6 separate regions of the Homo sapiens genome follow, and all the other regions are linked to region 3. The links are chromatin contacts, found by Hi-C or POLR2A ChIA-PET in ENCODE. All regions are on one chromosome and are shown on one strand. Each heading gives the region's core, a stretch centred on a gene start or an enhancer-like site at or near the end of the contact. The rest is flanking DNA. Distances are from core to core; before and after follow the strand shown. Region 1 holds the start of SRSF10 (serine and arginine rich splicing factor 10). Region 2 overlaps LINC02800 (long intergenic non-protein coding RNA 2800). Region 3 holds the start of SYF2 (SYF2 pre-mRNA splicing factor). Region 4 holds the start of PNRC2 (proline rich nuclear receptor coactivator 2). Region 5 holds the start of IFNLR1 (interferon lambda receptor 1). Region 6 holds the start of DHDDS (dehydrodolichyl diphosphate synthase subunit).

Region 1 (3,564 bases), core at 511-3,010, 1.3 Mb after region 3:
CGCCCTAGAAATATAAGCTGTATGTTTTTCATTACTGAATTTCAAGCTTCTAGCACAATGTCTGACACATAACAGGGAATCAAACTTTTTTTTGTTTTGTTTTGTTTTTCACATCACCCTCCCAAAATGCTGGGATTTTGGGGCCACCTTGCCTGGCCCAACATTTTAATAAATTAAGCATGCAAATCTTGGGAAACAAAAATTTAGAATAGCTCTGCTACAGAGTGCTACAAACTATCATCACCTGTATCGAATCACTTAATTGTCTTAGATGCTGATTGACACAAAAATAATGCCTTTATGACTTTTTATTAAATAAAAGTTCATTTAATTTAACAGTACTTGAGTCCCTGCTACCTGCTTGGCACTGTGCCACACGCTGGAGGCATTCCAACTGAAGTCTCTCATCTCCAGAAGTTGACTCTTATCGAGCAGGAAATGGCTCTCAAAAGGGCCTCCAAAATCAAAACCATACTAAAGATTATTTGCTATTTTCATGCTCATTCTCTTACAAACGTGGAGTTTTCCAGAGGGTACATGATGTGTGATAAAGGGTAGTGGAGTGTGTCAAAGTTTTCTCTATTTTTTTTTTTTTTCTTTTTTGAGACGGAGTCTCACCCTGTCGCCCAGGCTGGAATGCAGTGGTGCAATCTCGGCTCACTGCAACCTCTGCCTCCCGAGTTCAAGCGATTCTTCTGCCCCAGCCTCCCAAGTAGCTGGGATTACAGGCGCGCGCCACTACGCCTGGCTAATTTTTGTATTTTTAGTAGAGATGGGGTTTCACTGTGTTGGTCAGGCTGGTCTCAAACTCTTGACCTCGTGATCTGCCCGCCTCGGCCTCCCAAAGTACAGGGAGGGATTACAGGCGTGAGCCACCGAGCCCAGCCGAAGTTTCCTCTATTTTAAGTTCTCATTAACTATTTATTAATAGGTATAACCCACACTTTTTTTAAAAAAAGCTCTTTGGAATCTTCCGTAATACACAAGAATATAAAGGCGTTCTGAGACCAAAAAGTTTGAGAACTGCTGCAATACAGGTCCGATGCATACCCAGGAAGCCGTCAGCAACAAAGAATACACTACAAATGACCACAGTCATGAACCTACAGTGTGAGGTTTGGTCCCACCCAGGTTGGGAGCCAAATGCGTGACTAAGTGGAGATGGCTAGGGTGTGGGTGAGGGGCAAAGGCAGGCTGAAAACACTGGAGAGACAGGCCCAGCTCTGCGCAAGGGCACACACCTCCTTCCTTTACACACTCAATACAAGCTGTAAATCCTTCTTTCGCAGGTCAGGGCATAACCTGGACCAAACGGGAAATTTAAGGCAAAATAAAAGCAGGACATTAACTTGGACCAACCGGGAAATTTAAGGCAGCCTCTCTGAACTAAATAGTTTAAAAATCTGTCCATTTAGTAGTAACCGCAAAGTTTGGCCTAGAGACTAAAACATCTGCTTCCTGATTTGGGGGTGGAGATGAAGTGGAGTGTAAGGTAGAAAACGGCGGGAAATGAAGACCTAAAGAAAGAAAGAACAGGCTTGGGGGAGGGTAAGAGGCACCGCAAGAAGCCAACGAATGACACCGACGCTGAGGCGCGTGCGCCAGCCCTCCGCATGCGCAGGCGGACGCCTGGTGTTCTCGCGGGAAAGAACCGTTGCGCCCGACTTTGCGCGGAGGTAGGAGGGGGAAGTGGAGGCGGGAGTGAAGTCTCGCGAGAAGAGTCGGTTGCCGTAGCAGAGCCCTCTAGCTGTGTGTGTCTGAGGCTCGGCCGCCTGAGCCGCGGACGGTTTGCTGAGCCCGTTAGTGCGCCCGGCCGAGACACGCCGCCGCCATGTCCCGCTACCTGCGTCCCCCCAACACGTCTCTGTTCGTCAGGAACGTGGCCGACGACACCAGGTAGGTACAAGGCAGGTACTCCGGGCCTAGGCGGGGAGGCCGCAGGCGCCTGGAGAGGACCCTGGTGGTGGCGGCACTGGGCCGGGGGAGGGGACGGAGTGAAGATGGCGGGTCCCGCGCCCGCTTTGGCGCCGAACTAGGCCGCGCAGCGGGCCTCAGCCGCCGCGTGGGAGCGAGGGCGGCGCCTCTGCCTTCGCCGGGCCGCGTGGCGGGGTTTTTCGGTCCCCCTCCCCCTCCGCAGTTTGCAGCCCCTTTCTCCCTGCTTCCTGCCGGCGCGAGCAGCCCCCCGCCGCGGCCTTTCCGCGACCCGACGGCCGCCCCCCATTGATTTGAAGTTCACATTCTTCGAGGTTCACGCCCCCTTGGCCCAGAGATTTTTTTTTTTCCCCAGCCAAAAAATAGTGAGATGAAATAACGGGATCGAGGGAGAGGAATGTTGCTACCATTTATCTTTGTTGTTGTTGCCGTTGTTAATATTTGGGGGTTTTAATCAGTTGGAGGTGTTTGGAGAAAGGGAGCGTTGAGATTTGGGGAGTTAGATTTTTCCAGTTAAATGTTGCGAGTAGTTTTTCTTATTTCCTGGAAATTCTGGTCACCCTTTGAAAAGGGAGGTTTGGGAAGCGTCAGTCATTAGGACGTTGACAGCTAAGTTAGATTAATTCAGACGTACCTTAAATAGGCTTTGTTCTCACCATTCCCTTGTTTCGAGTTGCCTTCAGATTATTTTGGAAGAGTTCTTACTACAAGATGAGGCTTTTTATTTCACAAATAATGAATCTACACACAGAAAATAAGTGGTTTGGGTTTTTGGTGTTTCGTGGGGGTTTTTTGCTAGCTTTGTGATTTGCTTTTGTCTTAAATTTAAGAAGGAAAGAAAGCAATAATTCTTTCCATAAATAATTCTTTCCATAATTTCTAATAGTTACGTTAGCATCTAGAGAAATTTTCTCTTTACGTCATCTTGACACTTAACTATTTAAGAAGTTCGATATTTGTGACTTTTTCAGACCATATTTATCTACTGTTAAGTGTGTAAATCTGTCGCTAAAATTGGGGAGTAAAAATAAGTGCTTGGTATTTTTCAGAGTGCTAGAGTCGATTTGATGCTGTAAAAGTAAAAAAAAAAAAAAAAACAAGGCTTATATACAACCTAATGCTGCTGTACCTTTTATGAAAAATGACGGCTGTAGATAAAAATAAGTTGTGGTCATTCCCTTGTACCATACATATGTCTGCTGTTGTCCTGTTAATGTAAACTGCATTTTTATCTTCCAAATTCTTGGATCCTAGCTTTCCTTCATCAAAAAGATATATTGCCTATACATCTTAAGGACTTGGACATAAAAATTTGAGGTCTTTTTATGATGTTTTAGGTCTGAAGACTTGCGGCGTGAATTTGGTCGTTATGGTCCTATAGTTGATGTGTATGTTCCACTTGATTTCTACACTCGCCGTCCAAGAGGATTTGCTTATGTTCAATATCCTTTCTTCAGATGGCTGATTAGTGAGGGGTGTTGAAGTTTGAAATTCAAGTTTATGTAAGTGGTAACATCTAAAAAGTAGTTCTTTTTGTCCTCTAATAAATGTCTGTCTTCAAATTTTTGAAAATTAATTCTGACTCACACATTGCTCTCGTTATTAAAGTTAATCCAAAAATGGTAAAATATA
Region 2 (3,882 bases), core at 14-2,513, 1.0 Mb after region 3:
AAACCCCACCTCTACTAAAAATACAAAAAGTAGCCAGGTGTGGTGGTGCCGGCCTGTAATCCCAGCTACTCGGGAGGCAGGAGAATCCCTTGAACTGGGAGGTGGAGGTTTCAGTGAGCAGAGATCATGCCACCACCCTCCAGCCTGGGTGACAGAGGAAGGTTCCATCTCAAAGAAAATCAGCTGAGCATGGTGGAGCATGCATGTATTTTGAGCTACTCAGGAGGCCGAGGTGGAAGGATTACTTGAGCCCAGGAGGCTGAGCCTGCAGTGAGCTGTGACTGCACCACTGTACTCTAGCCTGGGCAACAAAGCAAGACCCACTCTCTAAAAAAATTAAAAAGAAAGAAAGAATACATACCTCATTAGTACTCAGAACAGTGCTCGGCACGAGGCTTAGTGGGAGTCAGACTCAGAATGAGGAGGAAGGCAGGCCTCAGAGGGGGTGGCCTCTGTAAGTGGGAGTGGGGTCTGCTGCCCCCTCCCCAGTGCAGAAGGCTGTTCTGGCCCAGCCCCAGCACCCCTTACTTTACAGATGAGAAGCCCGAGGCCCCGAACCAGAGAGCGACTTGTCAGTCACTGAGAAGCTGGAGCCTTCCGCCTCCCAGGCCAGGGATTCCCACCTCTTACTGCCTCTTGGTCTCGACAGAGTACTTGACCCTTCGATGTCCTCTCTGTAAAATGGGGGCAGTAAATAGTTGACCTCTTAGGGTTGACTAAATGACATCCTTGATGTACAAACAAAGTGCTTGGCACAGGGCAGGCCCACAGTAAGTCTAATGAAATGTTAGCAGTTTTTACTCACAATATATTGTTCAACAAAAAAGGCAGGTTATAAAACAATATGTACAGTATGAGCTCATTTTGTATAAGTGAAAAAAAAAAAAAAAGGCATGTGGTCTGCGAGCACCTCCCAAGCAGCTCACAGTGATCATTTCTAGGTGCGTGAGTGGGTGGGGGTCGGGGCGGCGGGGGGGCGCGTTACAGGTACGTCTTTGGTTTTTGTTTGTTGCAGCCAAAGTTTCTAGTTCTAATTATTCTACAGCTAATGTGTATTGTTTTTATGTAAAGGAAAAACAGAGGTATTTTTAATCACCATAAATAAGAACGACTATCCACCTCAGCTGACTCATGCGATGTCCCCAGGCCAACACGTGGGCTGAACCCAGGCCGCCTTCCACCGAAAACCACCAGGTGTGCCATTGTGGTTTGGGGCACCGGCACACCAAGCAGCGGCCTGCTTTGCATTTTCTTTTTCTTGTTTGTTCACAGTGACAGCTGATGACCCACTGGTGGCATTCCGTGTAACAAACACATGCCAAAGATTGCAGATTTCGTAGGCAGGAGGGAGGGAAGGAGGGAGGGAGGGAGGCAAAGGCACGCTGGAGTTTATCAAGCAATAAGTCCTGGCATCTTCCTTATGCAAAACCCAGGCTGGGAGTGGACAGTGATAAGGGCTAGGGACAGATATTCTGTAGGCTGTGGATGCCACGCCAAGAGGAAGAATGAAGGGAGGGGTACATGGAAGGAGATGGTGGCTGAGGCAGGAGGGCACGGGGAAGAAAGGGAGGTGGTTCAGAGGCTGCTCCCCCACCTGCTGGGCCCTTTCCAGGGCCTTCCCAGAAGTTCACCTGATGCTAAGCAGCAGGGGTGTGTGGGCAGCAGGGGTGTGTGGGCAGCAGGGGTGTGTGGGCAGCAGGGATGTGTGGGCAGCAGGGGTGTGTGGGAGGTGGGGATGTATGCCCTGGCGGGGGATGGGGGAATCAGGAAAGAGATTCTATTTGGCCAAGAGAGGGATATTGAGGCTATAGAGGGCTGGAGAATCATGTTCAACGGTGAGTGTGGGGAAAGATGGATCCAAGATGGACCCTTTTAAAAAGACACGTGCTTTAGGGAGCCTGTGGTTTCATGGGTCTCCACAAGCATCCAGAAATCTGTCCTCTGACAGCACCCTGGCTGCCCATCCCCTATCACAGGGTAGGTAGAACTGTCTATCTGTTATGATCCACAGCAGCCATCCCCCAGCCGAGCCCCATCTCAGCCTCCTGAGGCTCAGCCCCCATCTCCCCGTCTCGAGGCCCAGCCCGTGTCTCAGCCTCCCGAGGCTCAGCACGGTCTCCCTCCATCTTAGTCAAGCCCTGTGCCCAGCACAGGGCCGAAAGACAGAAGATGCCCACTGAGCCCCCAGTGAACACCTGAGTCTGAAAGATGAGTGTGGTCTGAGTGGCGAGTGACTCACCTGTGCCTGAGGCTTAGGAGACCCACCTCCCAGGTTCCCTTTAGCTCGCTGTGATCTGAGCTTGGGAGCATCGTGGAACAGGTCCCTGCCTTTTATTCCATCTGCACAGCAGGGTTAGTCCTGCCCGGCTCCATCTCTGAAGAGGAGGAATCAAAAAAAGGGATTTTACAGAGTTGAGGGGGAAGAGAGAGGGCGCAGGAAACCTATTCCAAGCTGGCATGTCCTGCACGTGCCTGCTGGCTTTGGGGAAGTTGGCGGCCGCTAGGGGCCTGGACAAGAAGGAAAGGTTGGCCAGGGCCTGGGTTGCCAGATTCAGCAGCTTGGCTGGAGGCTATAAGCAGGAGGAGGCCAGGAACTGGATCTGAGAAGAGAGGACCAGTCCCAGGAAGAAAGCTGAGACACTGCTGTCTGGGAGGAGCCAAGAGCTTGGTTTATTGTACCAGGAAGAAAAGTCTAGGCCTCTGCCAGGGCAATCATCAGAGAACACTGCTCCAGGGAAAACTGCCTCCCACTTCCTGGACCTCTGTGGGCAATAGAGAAGTACATGTCAGCAGTGCCTCCTGCTGGACAGCCCCAACATTACACTATTTGTCCAATGTCAGAAACAGAATGTAAGACGGATGTATCTGGAATGTTCAAGCTGGAGTAACACCATCCAACAACTATTACTGCTGCTGCTGCCACTTTTATTGATGGTTGACTGTGTCCCAGGCACTGTGCTAAATAATTTTATTGGATGATCTCAATGTTCACAACAGCCCTATGAAATAGGAACTATTACTAATCCAATTTTTCAGATGAAGAAACTGAGAAACAGTTTTTTTCTGAGGTTTCAAGTTAGCTGGTAGCAAGATTAGCTGTGCAGCCCAGGCCTCTCTAGCCCAAAAGCCCATGGTTTTTTGTTGTTGTTGTTGTTTTTTGAGACGGAGTCTCACTCTGTCGCCCAGGCTGGAGTGCAGTGGCGCGATCTCGGCTCACTGCAAGCTCCACCTCCAGGGTTCACGCCATTCTCCTGCCTCAGCCTCCCAAGTAGCTGGGACTACAGGCACCCGCCACCACGCCCGGCTAATTTTTTGTATTTTTAGTAGAGACAGGGTTTCACCATGTTAGCCAGGATGGTCTTAATCTTCTGACCTTGTGATCTGCCTGCCTCAGCCTCCCAAAATGCTGGGATTACAGGCGTGAGCCACGGCGCCCGGCCCAAGCCCATGGTTTTAACCGCATTCTTGGGTATCTCAACCAGTTCAGGATGATGGAGAGTTTTCGTTTTTGTATCATCTCCACTTGGTTGGTAGAGGCTGCCTAGAGCTCTGGGTTGAGAGGATTCCTGAGTGCTGTGATGAATTTGTGATATCTGCCAGCGGCACTGGAAGGGATGTGGCCGCATGCGTGTGAGTTATGTTTTCATCTCTGATCTAGTCCAATCTATTGTATACTGTGATCCTTATAGGACCCTGAGAAAAGGAATCAAGGCTAAATCTTTTTTTTGAGACTGGGTCTTGCCCTGTTGCCCAGGGTGGACTGCAGTAGTGTGATCACAGCTCACTGCAGCCTCAACCTCCCAGGCACAAGTGATCCTCCTACCTCAACCTCCCAAGTAGCTGGGACCACAGATGTGTGCCTCCACACCTCACTAACTTGTT
Region 3 (3,797 bases), core at 174-2,673:
CCTATCTCTACTAAAAATACAAAAATTAGCTGGGCATGGTGGCAGGCACCCGTAATCCCAGCTACTCGGGAAGCTGAGGCAGGAGAATCGTCTGAACCCGGGAGCCGGACGTTGCAGTAAGCCGAGATCGGTGCCACTGCACTCCAGCCTGGGTGATAGTGCAAGACTCTGTCTCAAAACAAAAAAACAAAAAAAAATTACTTTTATTTTTTAATTTAGAGACTGATTCTTACTTTGTTGTCCAGGCTGGTCTTGAACTCCTGGGCTCAAGCAATCCTCCCGCCTCCGCCCCGCAATGTGCTGGGATTGCAGCCATGAACCACCACACCAGGCCAAGGGCAAGACCTGCTTCTTGGAGAAAGTGACAACACCTTAAGCTCTAAATGGAAAGAACTTTCCACTCATGGGAATGAATGGCACTGCAGGTTTTTCCTGCTTACTGCAGACAAAACCAATTCACTGAAAAGTGCTACTGCAGTATACAGTTGTATTAACCTGAGGCTGGCCTCAGGGAAGAAGGGTTACCACTCAAGTAAGTTTTCCTGAAGGGTCAGCTCAGAGGTTAGGGTATTTCATAGTTTGGTGTGGGCAGGGCACTAGGGAATGGATGCTGCTGATTGGTTGGAGATGCAATCACAGGGGTGTGGACTACACTCCTCAACAGCTGAGTCCGCCTCTTGGGGGAGGAGTGGGACAGAAGAAGCGGTTGGGTCATGGGTCACGAGTCTGGGTGGGGTCAGTTAGTTGCCAGAATGCGAAAGTCTGAAAAATGCCTCAAAAGACCAATCTTAGGTGCTACGATAACGTTATCTACAGGAATAATTGGGGAAGTTACACATCCGATGTCCTCCGAAACAATGGCTGGTTATCGTTTACTACATTTTAGCAGAATTCTCCCCTCATAATCCTAACCTCCCGGTCTTTCATTAGTTTTATAAAGGCAGTTTCAGCCCCCAAACAAGGAGGGGCCCTGTTTAAGGAAGGGACTATGATCATCCTTGCTTAAAAGTTAAACTATAAATTCTCCCATGGTTAGCTTGGTTTATGCCCAGGAATGAGCGAAGACAGCCGGCCTGCGAGGCTAGAAGCAAGATGGAGTGAGCCATGTTAGATTTCTCTCACTGTCTTTGCAAAGGCGGTTTCCAGGAACAGCGTGCAGAATAGGGGGCTATCAGGCTCCTTTTGGTCATTTCTTCCTAGCCGTCCGATTCTGAGCTCTTCCCAACCCTTTTCTTGGCGACTTACCTCCCGCTGTCCTGGCCCACGCTACTTTTCGCGGCTGCGCAAGACCCTACGCAATCCAAAATATTTCATAGCTAAAAGGGTCCCAACTTCCGGAGACCTCCCGGAAGGGGCGGGGCTTATGGTAGCCCATTCGTACGTATCGGCCCGTTTGTCTGAAGGTTGACGGAAGTGCTCTATCTTGTTGCCGGAAGTGGGAAGAGAGAAAGGTTGTGATGGCGGCTATAGCTGCATCCGAGGTGAGTTCCACCCACCGTACACCGGGGGTTTTGTTGGTGAGGGTTCCGGGGAGCGGCCTGGAGAGAGGTGGAGGCGAAGTCTAGTTTCGCTTCAGGGAGGCTCAGACACTGTGGGGTCAAGTCGGCGGTGGAGGCCCTAGGCCCAGCCTGTGGGGACCGGCGGGGACTCGGCCTGGGCAGTCCTGGGAGAAGCTGAGCCGGCTCTGCCTGAAGCCAGTTCTCCTTGTCGCAGGTGCTGGTGGACAGCGCGGAGGAGGGGTCCCTCGCTGCGGCGGCGGAGCTGGCCGCTCAGAAGCGCGAACAGAGACTGCGCAAATTCCGGGAGCTGCACCTGATGCGGGTGAGTAGTCTTGGAGGCCGGCTTAGATCCGTCATCTGGCCAAGCCTGTGCGCTTTTGTAGAGGGGACGAGGAAGCCACACCACTGCGTCTGACAGACCAACAGAGCAGGATCATCTGAGAGGAAAGCTCTGTTCGGTGGTACTCAACCCTGGCAGCACATTGGGATCATTCTGAGAACATTTGAAAATATAACTGTTCACTCCAGCCCCTCTCCCACCCACATCCAATTTAATGTATCTGGGTTAGGTTTGGGAGTCTCCATTACTAACAACCTCCCTGCTCCGTGATTCCAACAAATTCTTCATTTTACCTAGGGAAATATGTAGAGCTAGAGACAGGAAGAAACTTGTCTAGTGTCAGTAAGAGACCTGGTTCACTTTAAAAAATAATAATCTTCTGTCAGAATCTGTTTGAGTGAAAAGAAAATAATCATCTGTTTTTGGGACTTCTGGGGGAAAAGAATAAAAAGAAAATAAAAAAAATGGCAAACTTTTGAAAGTCTACAGTGTGGTAGTTCAGCCAGTTGATAGGGAATCTGATGTTTAAGTGCCCTGGAGGTGCAGAGGAGGAGAGAGGAATGCAGTTTGTGGGTCTCCAGGGGGTGCCTCATGTAGTAGGTGACACCTAAACTACTGTTTGAAAGCCAGACAACTAAAGGAGTTAGAGAAAGAGATATCCAAGCAAAGGGAACAAATTCAAAGAAAGAGAATTTGTATTAGGGATAAGAGTCCAGCAAATAGCTTGCTGCAGTTGGAGCAGAGAAAGAGAAAAGCAGCCCCTGTTTCACCATGGAGTGACCTGACAGCTAGGCCATGGTTTCACAAAATCCCAAAATCACTCTGACTGTTGTAGTGAGACAAAACAAAGAAGACTTTTCAAATTACAAGAATGACCACATATTTCTTTCTTCTGACTAACACCAGTGACTGTTATTAACAAATACAGCATTAGTCTCACTCCGTTACTTCTGCCTCCTATATAAAAATGTAAGATACTGGGCCGGGTGCGGTGGCTCACGCCTGTAATCCCAGCACTTTGGGAGGCCGAGGAGGGCGGATCACAAGGTCAGGAGATCAAGACCATCCTGGCTAACACGGTGAAACCCCGTCTCTACTAAAAATAGAAAAAATTAGCCGGGCGTGCTGGCGGGCTACACGGGAGGCTGAGGCAGGAGAATGGCATGAGCCCGAGAGTCGGAGCTTACAGTGAGTCGAGATCACACCACTGCACTCCAGCCTGGGCGACAGAGCGAGACTCCATCTCAAAAAAAAAAAAAAAAAAAATCTAAGATACCTAATTGTAGAAAGCCCCTGCTTTCTGACAGTACCCAATCCACATCCTTAACCCTCCCCTCAGTCACCTGATACAAACCCAAATCCTGGAACAAGCCCTTCCTAACACCCTGTCACTCAAATGCCCACGGTTCCCCGTGGTTTGCTCTCTTCTGTGCAACAGACTCAACTTTGTTGACCGTAGGTATGTTCTTGGCGTCTTTAATTGCAGGGCTTTTCCAGGGCCAAGAATATACTAGGGATGGTAGTTGGGAGGAGTATCTCTCTTTGCCGAGGGAAAGTTAATCTAATAAACAATTAAAAAGACATGCTTAAATATTTAGAGTGATTGTGTAAGGAACACATGTCTGGAAATTAGGAGGCGGGGCTTCCTGGACAAACTGCCACCAGCTTATGACCTAAGGAATGTCTAACTCAAGTTTTCCTTAAGACGATACACTCATTTTGCTTTATGCAATTAAGTTTATTTAAAAATAGACTCTTCTCCCTGCTACCCCAGCTCCAAAAAAAAAAAAAGACTCTTCAATGATACTTCAAATGGAAAATTCCTTTCATTTTTCATTTGTCAATGCAAACTGTGAAAATATTTAAAAGGAGGGGAACTTGGAAAGCATTAGAGGCATTAAGATAGGTTTTAAATCCTCTAACCCAAATTGAGGCTTTTTTCTTGAATTAGGATTAAA
Region 4 (3,681 bases), core at 108-2,607, 1.3 Mb after region 3:
TTGGTTTAGGATGGTTCCATCATAAAATGTTTGCCCATTATGATGATTACCTTTCAGTCTGCTTTTCAGATTGCAGGATCTCCACTACCTGTCCTCTTCCTTGCTGCCAAGCCCAAGATAACAAGTGTTGCTTTCTGACAGATCCCTTCCTTTGTCTCAATACAGAAGTTTTCATGGGCCGATCTGCTGAGTTCAGCCTAGGAGCTGAGGCCAACATCTGAGTCTCCTCAGCACACAAGTTTGAGAGAAGTCCTAGCTAGAAAAGTAAAGATTACTTCATTATTTCAAAAACACGTTGAGAAAGTGATCATTTAGATTTACTACGAAAATCGTTGACTGTAAAGAAGGCTACTTCCTGAACTAAAAGGTAGAAAATTTCTCGTAAGATGGCTTTCTTTGACCTTATAACCACGACCATTTAAAAAAACTCTTCACCCTTGAGATCCAGTCACTCCTGGGGAATTTTTGTAAGTGTCTCCAAGTCCCGCAATAAGTTTTATCTTTATCTTTTTCCTGGGAAAGACCTTCAGATTCTCTCGCGTATAAAATCAAGGAAGTGTTAAATGTTGAGTCATATCAAAAAATTGGCTTCAGGCGGATTTTCTAAAGAGACCGTGTTTTTAAACTCCCACCAGAATTTTCCAATCTTTCCACACATGTCACATCCATTTTCAGTCTCTTGGAACATGTAGACATCACGCAGTGTTTCCTTTGGTTATGAACGCTCTCGCCTCCTCCCCGTCTTAAAATAAGTTCTCACAAGCCCTAACAGTCTAAGCCCATCTTAAATATATAAAAATGTCTCCCTAGAGGGAACAGCTTAACTTTCAAGGTTTGGTTTTAATTTGATGTTCCAAGAAAATAAGTTACCAAATAGTTAAGCCCCCTCCTTTCAAAGGGGTAAGAGAGCTTTCCAAACAGATAAACAACCCTAAATAAATTGCCATTTCCGGACTGTGAGTAATTCCCAACTCGAACCCGGAAAACGCCTCCTCCGACGCCACAAGGGCTTGGCTTCCCAGTGGCCCCATCTCTCCGGAGCCGCAGGGGTCGCGGCGCTGCGACCGCCCGTGACCGCCCGCGCCCGCCCGGGTTACCCGGATCTCGCCTCCGCTCGCCTCCTTCCTCCAACAATGGGGAGCGCGGCCACCAACATGGCCGCGCCCTTAGCGCAGCCGCTACTTACTGACTTCAAGCTCGGAACTAACGCGGCAGCGGCTCCCTCTCGACGTCGAAGCCTCCCTCCCTTTCCAGGGAGAGACGAGGCACGGACCGACAAAGCCCACGAACACCGATGAGCGAGCTGCCGGCCACCCCAGCTTCTACAACCCGACCTTCTCCTTCTGCCTCTACCGACAAAATGGAGTCGGCAGCGACTGCAGAAGCAGGGCCGGGAGGCTCCGCGGCCAATCAAAACACGACAGCGCGGGCCTGGCCAATGAGAAGCGGGCCGCCGCCTGTTGCTGGGGCTGGCCGGGGGCGAAGGCGCGGAGGTGGGGCTGCAGAGGGTTTGAAATCTGCCCGGGGAGGAGGAGCATGCCGGGAGTAACTGCTCGGTCCACCGGTGTCTTAGTCCTTTCTCCGGCGGCCTCTCCGCGCCCCTGGCCCGCCGAGGCCCCGGCCGCTAGCTCTCGGCTCTTCCTACCGCTCGGCTCTCGTGCGCGCGGGCTCGCCGCCCTTGGGACTGCCCTGGGGGAAAAGACTGACCGGCGGGGGACGTTTGGTTCTCGAATTAGGGCCACTGAGTCCTGTAGCCTGTATTGACAGATGGAAGATACTCCGGAAAGCCTCTTGCCAGGGCGCAGCCCCCTCCCGCCTCGGGCCTCGGCTTCTGGGTCGCCTCTCTCCCACACCCACAACTCCGCGTCCGAAGCCGGCGCCTCCCCGCGGTTCCCTCCAGTGCCCCCACCCTCCAGCCCCGCAATTACTCAAAAGTTGCCTCCCTGTGAAGGCGGTTCAGACACACGCGGGCAAGTCAGTCACTTCCTGCTTGGTGGCCCCATTGGTCCTTAAGTTCAATTAGAGCCCTTTACGCGCCGTGTTACCGTTTCCTGTGGCTGCAGCTCTCCCCACCCACACACCCTCGAGGGCCACAACCGGTTAGGTTTTGTTTCTCTGAGCACAGCGCCTTCGCGCGTTGTAAGTGCACAGTAAGTTTGCTGAAAGAATGAGGACTGCTCTCCTCCCCTTTCTGCCCCACTTGTAAGTGAAAAAGGGGAAGAAAGAGAATATTGTTCAGTTGATTATGCCAGCCAGATGCAGGTAAGGGGAAAATGGCAATTTCTTTGGAGTAAATGTATAAGTAACCCAATGTGAATCTTTTAAAAGAGCACTAATTTCAATGAGCGTGAATAATTCTGGGCCAAACGGTACAAAATCAGTCTCATTCACAGTTTGTTCGTGTATACACATATATACCCAAGTTTACGTTACAGAATTTATATTTACCAACTTTTTATAAATCTCATGTAATTCGTTATTTTTGAGACGGAGTCTCCTTCTGTCGCCCAGGCTGGAGTGCAGTGGCACAATCTCGGCTCACTGCAACCTCCGCCTCCTGGGCTCAAGCGATTCTCCTGCCTCAGCCTCCTGAGTAGTTGGGATTACAGGCGCCTGCCACCACACCCTCCTAATTTTTGTATTTTTAGTAGAGACAGGATTTCATCATGTTGGCCAGGCTGGTCTCAAACTCCTAACCTCACGTGATCCGCCCGTCTCAGCCACTCAAAGTGCTGGGATTACAGGCGTGAGCCACCACACCCGGCCTGTATTTCGTTTTTTAATCTTCAATTTTTTGCCACCGTTATCCCCCACTTCCCAATCCAACCCAAATTCCTATATTCTAGCCATTGGATCTTAAGAAAAGTTACTGCATCTTACGGGATGCAGTTTGTTAATCTAATTTGATAAAAGAGGTATTTTTGAGCATAGGGACTTTCTGATGCTAATCATATTCAAATAAGAAGTATGTGGTAAACCAACAGGTGTCTTAGTGAAAGTGTAATCTGTTTTCCAAACATTCAAGAAGTTTGCTTAGACGTCTAGCCAGATAATAGCCAGCTGTATTTAATGAATTTTTAATGGTGTCACTTTAAAAAACAAAAAACAAACAAAAAAACACTTCCGTGGCTCCAAATTGTGATACGGAATAAAATCTAAACTCTAAACGTTTAGAAAATTATTCAAAGCCATTGCAGTCTAGAGTTAGTCTTTTCATGGCAGGGCATGGCTCACACCTGTAATCTCAGCAATTTGGGAGGCCGAGGCAGGAGGATCACTTGAGCGCGGGAGTTTGAGACCAGCCTGGGCAACATGGCAAAACCCCATCTCTACAAATAACAATTAGCTGGGCATGGTGGCACACGCCTGTAGTCCCAGCTACCTGAGAGACTAAGGTGGGAGAATCACCCGAGCCCAGGAAGTAGAGGCTGCAGTGAGCTGCGATCACAACACTGCACTCCTGGGTGAGAGTAAGACACTGTCTCAAAAAAAAAAAAAAAAAATTCATCTCTTCAGCCACTCTGAATTTTATCTGCATAAACGCACACATAACATTGGAAATGTATAAACCCACACAGAGTATCCTTACTCTGCCCCCTACCCTGTGCTAAATTTTTTTTTCTTACATCATTTCATTTAATCCTCACAATAATGTTGTGAGGTAGGAGCTGTTTTCATCCG
Region 5 (3,582 bases), core at 515-3,014, 1.0 Mb after region 3:
TCCTCCTCCACCCTGCGCCTTTGAGGTGGAATTGCGTCCTCTGTGAGCAGGGCTTTGTTAAGAGATCCTAATTAAGGCCAGGCACAGTGGCTCATGCCTGTAATCCCAGCACTTTGGGAGGCTGAGGTCACCTGAGGTCAGGAGTTCAAGACCAGCCTGCCCAACATGGTGAAACCCCATCTCTACAAAAATTAGCTGAGCATGATGGCAGGTGCCTGTAATCCCAACTACTTGGGAGGCTGAAGTGAGAAAATAGCTTGAACCCAGGAGGCGGGGTTGCAGTGAGCCAAGATCACACTATTGCATTCCAGCCTGGGCGACAGAGCTTTTGTCTAAAAAAAAAAAAAGAAAAAAAATCCTGATTAAGCAGAAGCCTTGATGCTAGTCCCAGAAGCATCCTGAAATTTCCAAAAGAAATTTCCCCCGCGGTTAAACTCAGAGCAACTTTTGGACCCACCAAGCTCTGTGAAAATCATTTTCTCTTCCAAAAACTGATGGGACCAAAGCTGATCCCAGTTTCAAATAATTATCAAAAAATTGGAAACGAAATATGATCAGAAAAGAAGAAAGTTGAAAAAGAAAATCCTCATCACCCAAAGACAACAACCATTAATATTTTGGTAATTATTATTCCAAATATCTTTCTATGCATACAGACAGACTCACACACACACACACACACACACACACACACTTTTTTTTTTTTTTTTGAAACTGAGTTTCACTCTGTCGCCCAGGCTGGAGTGCAGTGGCGCGATCTCGGCTCACTGCAACCTCCGCCTCCTGGGTTCAAGCGATTCTCCTGCCTCAGCCTCCCTGATAGCTGGGATTACAGGTGAATGCCACCACGCCCGGCTGATTTTCTGTATTTTTAGTAGAGACGGGGTTTCACCATGTTGGCCAGGCTTGTCTCCAACTCCTGACCTCAGGCGATCCACCCGCCTCACCCTCCCAAAGTGCTGGGATTACAGGCGTGAGCCACCGCGCCCGGCTACACACACACTTTTTTAATGGGCCTATGTTTTAGCACTCGCTTTTCTGTTTCTCAGTGTGTTGCAAACACCTCGGTGTCGATACACACCATTCGGCAACGTCCTCCTAAAGGGCCGCATAATATTGCGCGTCGTGGCGTGTGCCTTACTGGGAAGCTACTGCTGTCCAGGTGAACACCACAGCCTTCGGGGTCAGAAAGACAGCTTTCCCCAGAACAAGCACCTGAAGCTCTGGGGCCTGCCGCTCCCCGGGAGAGAAGTACGTGGAGAAGGGCAGCACGGATCCGCCGGGATCCCCGGGGGCATTAAAGGGAATCGCGTGTGTAAGGCGCGGAGCTCAGCATCCGGCTCAGAAACGCGCTCGGATCCCGCCAATGGCATTGAGGCCGCGTAGCCAAACCGGCCTTGAACTCTCCCTAATCCTGCCAAAATGGCCCGTCCTGGAGCACTGGACTGGCCGTGGGTTATTGATCATCAGCCGGTTTCTTCCCCTCCCCTGCCCTTCCCCCGTGCACGGATTTACTGATTTTTTTTTCCGGGAATTGAGTAAAACAAAACTAAGTGCAGATGAAGCAGAGGTACGGGCGAGTTTCGAGCGCGGGGACCGGCGCGCTCCCCCCCCCCCCTCCCCCCGCGGCGGGGCTGTCCCCAGGGACCTTCTCAGTGAATCCTAGGCGGCAGGGACGGGCCCGCGGCTCTGCGGGCCATTGGCTGCCGACTGCGTCACCTGCCCGCGGTGGGCTAGGAGACGGGAGGCGGGAGGCGGGAGGCGGGGACCTGGGCCCGGGCGGGGACGCCGCGGCAGGAAGGCCATGGCGGGGCCCGAGCGCTGGGGCCCCCTGCTCCTGTGCCTGCTGCAGGCCGCTCCAGGTAAGGGCGCGGGGCCGCGGGAGGGAGGGGGAAGAGGGCTCCCCGGGCCGGGCCGCGCCTACCCTCGGACCCGGAGCTCCTGGGACAGGCACGGGGTCCGCAGCCACCCGAGCCGGGTGCGAATCGGCCCTGCCTACGCGCCCCCAGTTTGCTTCTTCCCAGGACTGAACAGAACCGGGTCTTTGATATTCCTCTCCCGCAGGAAACGAATCCAGTTTCCTAATGCTTCCAGCTTCAGGAGAACTGGAGAAAAAAGACAGCGGCAGTTTGATACTGCATATTTTTTAATAAAGTGCTTTTTAATGTTTCCTAAAGAAAGCACTGATCCCTGCGTGAAAACCACACTTGACCCTAAAGTGTGGACAGCAGGGAAAGTGGGACCGATTGATGTCCCTTCCCGTTCCTGCCAGGCCTCTGGTGGGACGGAGCTCTGGTCGCCTGTGCCCTGCTTTCTAACAAGACGGCTTTCTTTTGGTGGTGGTTGTTGTTTTGTTGTTGTTTTGTTGTTGTTGTTGTTGTTGTTGTTTTCCCACCTCTACTGATGAGTAAGGTGTCAGGTACAAAATTCCTCGCCGTAGGACCCAACCACCAAACCTCACCGCCCACGACTCCAACCGAAGCAGGGAAGAGAAGGTCCAGAAATCGCCCCCAGGATATTTTCCTAGTCTTGGACTCACAGTTTAAAGAGCTGTAAAGGTCCCTGGGCATAATCCAATCATCATAAAAGCCTATATTTATTCAGCAACTTCTTTGTGCCAGGCACCGCATTATTCTGGAAGCCTCACGACCCAGCCATCCTCGGAGGTAGATATTATTTTTACTTTTCCGATGGGAAAACTGAGGCTCAGAGCAATTCAGGGAATTCCTCAAGAAGGATGGCAGAGGTGAGGCACACAGAAGAGAGAAGAGGGGCTAAAGCAAGCCTGGCTAGCTTTTGCCTCCAGGGTAGGCACGTGGGACAGGCTGTCCATCCACTGGGTCACTAGGCCAGCCAGGGATGCTCCAGCCCCCAGTGCCCACAGCAGCGTTCTCTGTGGCTGATGAGGGACCGTGTACCTGTGTGTGGAGGGAGGGTGGGGTCTTCTGTTCCCCTTTCACTGTCAAACCCAGACCTTCTTGTACTTTCACCTGATAAGTATTTAATATACACAACACTAACTATGGTGTGATGATTTAGGAGTAAGTACAGCCAGATCTAAGTTCAAATACTGGCTCCCACACAAACTGACTGTGTAGCCTCAGGCAAGTTAGTTAGCATCTGTCTCTGAGCCTAGCGCCCTTTCCATGGAAGCAGAATGAATGACACCTACCCCATAGGGTGGTCTGTCCCAAGGGTGATTGAGGTTTTACATGTAAAGAGCCAAACTAGTGCCTGGCATCCTTTGAAGGCTTCATAGAGGAAAGTTGCTCTAACTGCTGTTTTTCTCATGTGACCTAGCTCGAATCTGGGGACTGTCCTGCCCATAGGATACCTTACAAGTGGCTTGCAGACAGCCTGGTCTCCTGCTGGTCACCCGTTAGGAAGTCCAGAAGCTGGGAGTAGTAATAGCACTAGCCTCGTGGTGATACAGTCCCAGCTAGAGGACACAGGATGAGGTGGAAGCAGGCACCCACTTTTGGGTCTAGAAGGTGATGGGTAGGCAGCCGAGGCTGGGGACAGCCATCCACAGAACTGGACCCTCCCTCCCTGATGCCATTTTGCAACCCGTATGGATTTCCA
Region 6 (3,610 bases), core at 200-2,699, 1.2 Mb before region 3:
AGCGAGACTCCATCTCAAAATAAAAAAAAGAACAGGAATTTCACCCATGTTTGTCTGCGTCTAGAGCCCAAACTCTTTTTTTTTTTTTTTTTTTGAGACAGAGTCTTGTTCTGAACTCTTTTTTTTGAGACAGTCCCGTTCTGTCACCCAGGCTGGAGTGTGGTGGCACAATCATGACTCACTGCAGCTTTGACCTGGGCTCAAGAAATTCTCCCACTTCAGCCTTCCGAGTAGCTGGGACTACAGGTGCACACCACCAAGCCCTGCTATTTTTTTAATTTTTTGGAGAATCGGGGTTTTGCCATGTTGCCCAGGCTGGTCTCAACTCCTGAGCTCAAACAATCTGCCCACCTCAGCCTCCCAAATTGCTGGGATTACAGGCGTGAGTGACCGGGCCCAGCTCTACTGACAGATCAAAGAATATATCAAAGATTAACCTATTTAAATCAAGAAGACAGTACATGGAACAATGGATCAATGTTCCAGGGAAACAAATTTCAGTTCTCTATAAAGAATACTTAGCAGTCTAGGCTGCCCAGTGACATTAAGAGGCCTGGGCTTCCAGAAAATATCAGAGTTAGGACAAAAGTCTACCAGAAATGTAGACCTGGAAGTTACCATTCTAAGACTCTTTGGTTTCCTTGCTAAATTCCACTTAACATCATGAATTGCACTTAACATCATCAACTTTAATAACAGGTTTTTATATAAGATTATCCAACTGACCAGAAGGCCAACCGGTGCTCTGGGCCATTGCTCACCTTTATGATGTTGGCACAGAACCGCTCCCAAAGTGACAGCTCTCCTTCCTTGATCCATGACATAGTTCTTTTCCAGTCAGAAGATCACTCCAGAACAAGCAAACACCAGCCAGGTAATCTTGGATAAACAAGAAAGAAAATAAGAAGTCACCAAGGTTTGCGAAGAGCTATAACTGACTTCTGGGGAATCAGATGGACTATGGAGAGCAGCCAGCATTAGAATCCAAAGACACTGGTCTAAGCCTATAATCTTTTACCACCCAGAGTTTTATAACGCAATGTGACCTCTGGAGGCAAAAGCCTTTCCTCGGTTCTCCTGGCTTTGCAGACTTCTTCCCATTCCCATTTCCTCCGTATCTGCACTGACTTCTTCTGAACATCTAAGTCGGTTTCCTGCCACATCATGGTGCCCACATCTTGATCATTCCCCGTTTCTTCCTTCTCCATCTTCCCCTAAGCTGTTTCCAACTCTGTGCTCCCAGTTACTAACTCCTTCAGTTATCGCACGCCTAGTACTTCACGCCTCAGTGGTCTCCTGATTATTCCCTCAGTCGTCCCTTTGCTTCTCCCGCAGCTGCTCCCCGCCCAGTCACCCTCTTCTCCTCTAGTTCACCCCTTCAGTTCAGTGGCACCTGATTAGCTCCGCTGGGCGCGTCCCCACGGCTTCAGTGGGCCGGCACTTCCTCATGACGTGGCGCTGGCAGAACACGTCATCTTTGGGCGCTGCGACACGCCCCTTCCGTCACCCAAACTGAGGGGACCCTGCCCTGCGCCTGCGCCTGCGAGCTAGTGGGAGGGCGGTTCTCAGTCCCGCGGGGTGTGGAAGCCGGCGCGGGTGAGAGCCAGGCTCACGTGACCGAGCGGGGCGGGAGGCTGGGCTCCAGGCCACGTGCTGGGAGACCAGCTGGGGAAGACAGGGTTGAGCCCAGCGTTGGGAGCGGAGGCGTCTGGAAAACGCGCCAGGGAAATGAGCCAGGGGCAAGAATCGAGGCGCTTCTCGGCCGTCGAAGGCAGCTTAGGACTGCTGAGAGACTGGGTAAGGCAGCGTCCTTACCTTGGAATGCCGCAGAACCGGGCTTCATTAGAGCACTGGTGCATACTCTTAAAAATTATCTCGTTACCGTTTCGTATTTTATTTAGTGGATTTAATCGTCTGGGAAGGAGTTTCTAGCCGCAGCCAATCTTACAGACGCGCAGAATATTAATCTATTTTGTGCCGACTTAAGGCACGCATATTTTAGGATTTGTGGATTCCCAAGACCTATCCCAACGAACTCAAGAGAAGGGGTAAGGCCAGAAAGATTTCTGCCATAAGAATGACTTCTAGGCCAGGCGCGGTGGCTCACGCCTGTAATCCCAGCACTTTGGGAGGCCGAGGCGAACGGATCACCTGAGGTCAGGAGTTTGAGACCAGCCTGACCAACATCGTGAAACCCCGTCTGTACTAAAAATACAGAAAATGAGCCGGGCGTGGTGGCGGGCGCCTGTTATCCCAGTTACTCGGGAGGGTGAGGCAAGAGAATCGCTTGAACCCGGGAGGCGGAGGTTGCGGTGAGCCAAGATCAGGCCACTGCACTCCAGCCTGGGCAACAGGAGCGAAACTCTGTCTGAAAAAAGAAAAAAAAAAAAAGCATGACTTCTAAAATAACAGAAAGGTGCTCGCTTTGGCAGTACATAAATGAAAATAACAGAAATTAACCCTGGTAGAAAAGTTAAGGGCATTAGCTCTACTGAACCTTTACGAAAAAAAGGGTTGCAAGAATTCTAGGCTCACAAAACAAATTTGTAGTTCAATTTTCTCAAAATTGAAAGAGGAGGAAAAAATTCTTTACAGATTCTTATACAACCAGTATTATTTTTATTTATTTATTTATTTATTTATTTATTTAGAGACGGAGTCTGGCTATGTCGCCCAGGCTGGAGTGCAGTGGCGCGATCTCGGCTCACTGCAGCCTCCGCCTCCCGGGTTCAAGCGTTTCTCCTGCTTCATCCTCCTGAGTAGCTGGGACTACAGGCGCGTGCCACCAAGCCTGGCTAATTTTTGTATTTTTAGTAGAGACAGGGTTTCACCATTTTGGCCAGGATGGTTTTGATCTCTTGACCTCGTTATCTGCCTGCCTAGACCTTCCAAAGTGCTGGAATTACAGGCGTGAGCCACCGCGCCCGGCCACAACCAGTATTTCTTGCAAAGCATAATACAACTTTATGTAGTATTATGTTTTGAGTGGAATAAAAATTCACAATTGTCAAAGAACCTTTTTGTCGCATTTCATTTTACAATATTATTAAAGAAATGAGGCAAGGAAGAGATGTTTTATTGGCACTTTCTAATTGATTATGTCTTCCACTCTTTCTAATGAAAGGGGTTATTTTAACACAGCAACATGATGAAAGAAAGCCCTAGAGATGAGTAGAAATGAATAGTGTTGAGCTTTTCCATCCTTCCTGCTTTGCAGCCTGGGGAGTAAATTTCAGTCCAAGTTACTTCATTTTGCAGCAAGACAATTTAATGAAGTCCACTAGTAGTTTGCTGCTTCATGAGGTTCTACTGTCAGCTTTGACTTTTGGTACAATTAAGGAGCCACAAAGTCCCTGGAGTAGATTATGAAACTTCTTACCCTTACTCTTATAATGTCAGGCTTGAGGATTTAAACCAGTTTCCCTGTTTCCTTGCACGGTGTTAATATACTTGGTTTGCCTCCAATCAAGTTTTTTTTTTTTCCTTTTTAAAATCCTCCTTCCCTTAGTGGGAATAGATGTTTAAAATTCAGTGTTCTTGCTTGATGACTTGTGATGTATATAAAAAAACTCGATGTTCATTAAAAAGCTAGCAAACTTTGGCTCAAAGA

What was found. Hi-C counts contacts between places; a loop is a spot of excess contacts on that map. ChIA-PET counts read pairs that join two places held with the same protein, here RNA polymerase II (POLR2A). Pooled maps may share reads with other maps.
Region 1: a loop to region 3 is called in a pooled map, with 15 times the contacts of the local background. The contact joins the promoter of SRSF10 here to the promoter of SYF2 in region 3. A Hi-C loop is called at or near these places in 1 of 168 maps with a recorded cell type or tissue (CD4-positive, alpha-beta memory T cell), 2 of 37 single-sample maps with no recorded cell type and 9 of 50 pooled maps. POLR2A ChIA-PET finds 5 or more read pairs at or near these places in 2 of 52 experiments (CD4-positive, alpha-beta T cell and naive thymus-derived CD8-positive, alpha-beta T cell).
Region 2: a pooled map shows a loop between it and region 3 (4-fold over the local background). The contact joins the enhancer-like site here to the promoter of SYF2 in region 3. A Hi-C loop is called at or near these places in 4 of 37 single-sample maps with no recorded cell type and 5 of 50 pooled maps.
Region 4: a map of naive thymus-derived CD4-positive, alpha-beta T cell shows a loop between it and region 3 (5-fold over the local background). The contact joins the promoter of PNRC2 here to the promoter of SYF2 in region 3. A Hi-C loop is called at or near these places in 1 of 168 maps with a recorded cell type or tissue (naive thymus-derived CD4-positive, alpha-beta T cell), 1 of 37 single-sample maps with no recorded cell type and 10 of 50 pooled maps. POLR2A ChIA-PET finds 5 or more read pairs at or near these places in 5 of 52 experiments (CD4-positive, alpha-beta T cell, activated CD4-positive, alpha-beta memory T cell, activated naive CD4-positive, alpha-beta T cell and 2 more).
Region 5: a pooled map shows a loop between it and region 3 (3-fold over the local background). The contact joins the promoter of IFNLR1 here to the promoter of SYF2 in region 3. A Hi-C loop is called at or near these places in 4 of 37 single-sample maps with no recorded cell type and 5 of 50 pooled maps. POLR2A ChIA-PET finds 5 or more read pairs at or near these places in 1 of 52 experiments (CD8-positive, alpha-beta T cell).
Region 6: a loop to region 3 is called in a pooled map of heart left ventricle, with 6 times the contacts of the local background. The contact joins the promoter of DHDDS here to the promoter of SYF2 in region 3. A Hi-C loop is called at or near these places in 1 of 37 single-sample maps with no recorded cell type and 9 of 50 pooled maps. POLR2A ChIA-PET finds 5 or more read pairs at or near these places in 1 of 52 experiments (naive thymus-derived CD4-positive, alpha-beta T cell).

Annotation. Positions count from the first base shown.
Region 1 is chr1:23,978,523-23,982,086 of GRCh38, reverse strand. SRSF10 (serine and arginine rich splicing factor 10) reads left to right here and starts at 1,760. Exons shown (of 6, transcript NM_054016.4): 1 at 1,760-1,896; 2 at 3,270-3,374. The coding sequence starts at 1,832. RefSeq lists enhancers at 1,436-1,485, 552-1,542, 1,496-1,825, 2,256-2,305, 1,543-2,533.
Region 2 is chr1:24,200,957-24,204,838 of GRCh38, reverse strand. LINC02800 (long intergenic non-protein coding RNA 2800) reads right to left here. Exons shown (of 3, transcript NR_027087.2): 2 at 2,240-2,375. Among named protein-coding and RNA genes, the nearest start is that of LINC02800, 2.7 kb to the right of the region's middle. Within about 2 kb of position 1,263, at least 5 of the 41 ENCODE cell types and tissues checked have a DNase peak (open chromatin) inside an H3K27ac peak, as active enhancers do.
Region 3 is chr1:25,230,128-25,233,924 of GRCh38, reverse strand. SYF2 (SYF2 pre-mRNA splicing factor) reads left to right here and starts at 1,423. Exons shown (of 7, transcript NM_015484.5): 1 at 1,423-1,481; 2 at 1,714-1,821. The coding sequence starts at 1,458. It overlaps LOC124903881 (a long non-coding RNA gene), which reads right to left and starts at 1,336. Exons shown (of 2, transcript XR_007065555.1): 1 at 1,246-1,336. RefSeq lists enhancers at 966-1,215, 400-1,313, 1,456-1,605.
Region 4 is chr1:23,957,504-23,961,184 of GRCh38, reverse strand. It overlaps PNRC2 (proline rich nuclear receptor coactivator 2), which reads right to left and starts at 1,357. Exons shown (of 3, transcript NM_017761.4): 1 at 1,187-1,357; 2 at 51-256. It overlaps LOC124903877 (a long non-coding RNA gene), which reads left to right and starts at 3,071. Exons shown (of 4, transcript XR_007065541.1): 1 at 3,071-3,083. RefSeq lists enhancers at 1,091-1,360, 2,261-2,320, 2,499-3,127 and silencers at 1,561-1,670, 2,081-2,180.
Region 5 is chr1:24,185,471-24,189,052 of GRCh38, reverse strand. It overlaps IFNLR1 (interferon lambda receptor 1), which reads left to right and starts at 1,764. Exons shown (of 7, transcript NM_170743.4): 1 at 1,764-1,862. The coding sequence starts at 1,805. RefSeq lists a silencer at 1,502-1,991.
Region 6 is chr1:26,430,160-26,433,769 of GRCh38, reverse strand. It overlaps DHDDS (dehydrodolichyl diphosphate synthase subunit), which reads right to left and starts at 1,449. Exons shown (of 9, transcript NM_205861.3): 1 at 1,394-1,449; 2 at 762-879. The coding sequence starts at 824. It overlaps LOC124903883 (a long non-coding RNA gene), which reads left to right and starts at 1,533. Exons shown (of 2, transcript XR_007065557.1): 1 at 1,533-1,797; 2 at 2,652-3,015. RefSeq lists enhancers at 1,130-1,619, 1,157-1,693, 1,720-1,779, 1,850-1,909, 1,694-2,230 and 1 more.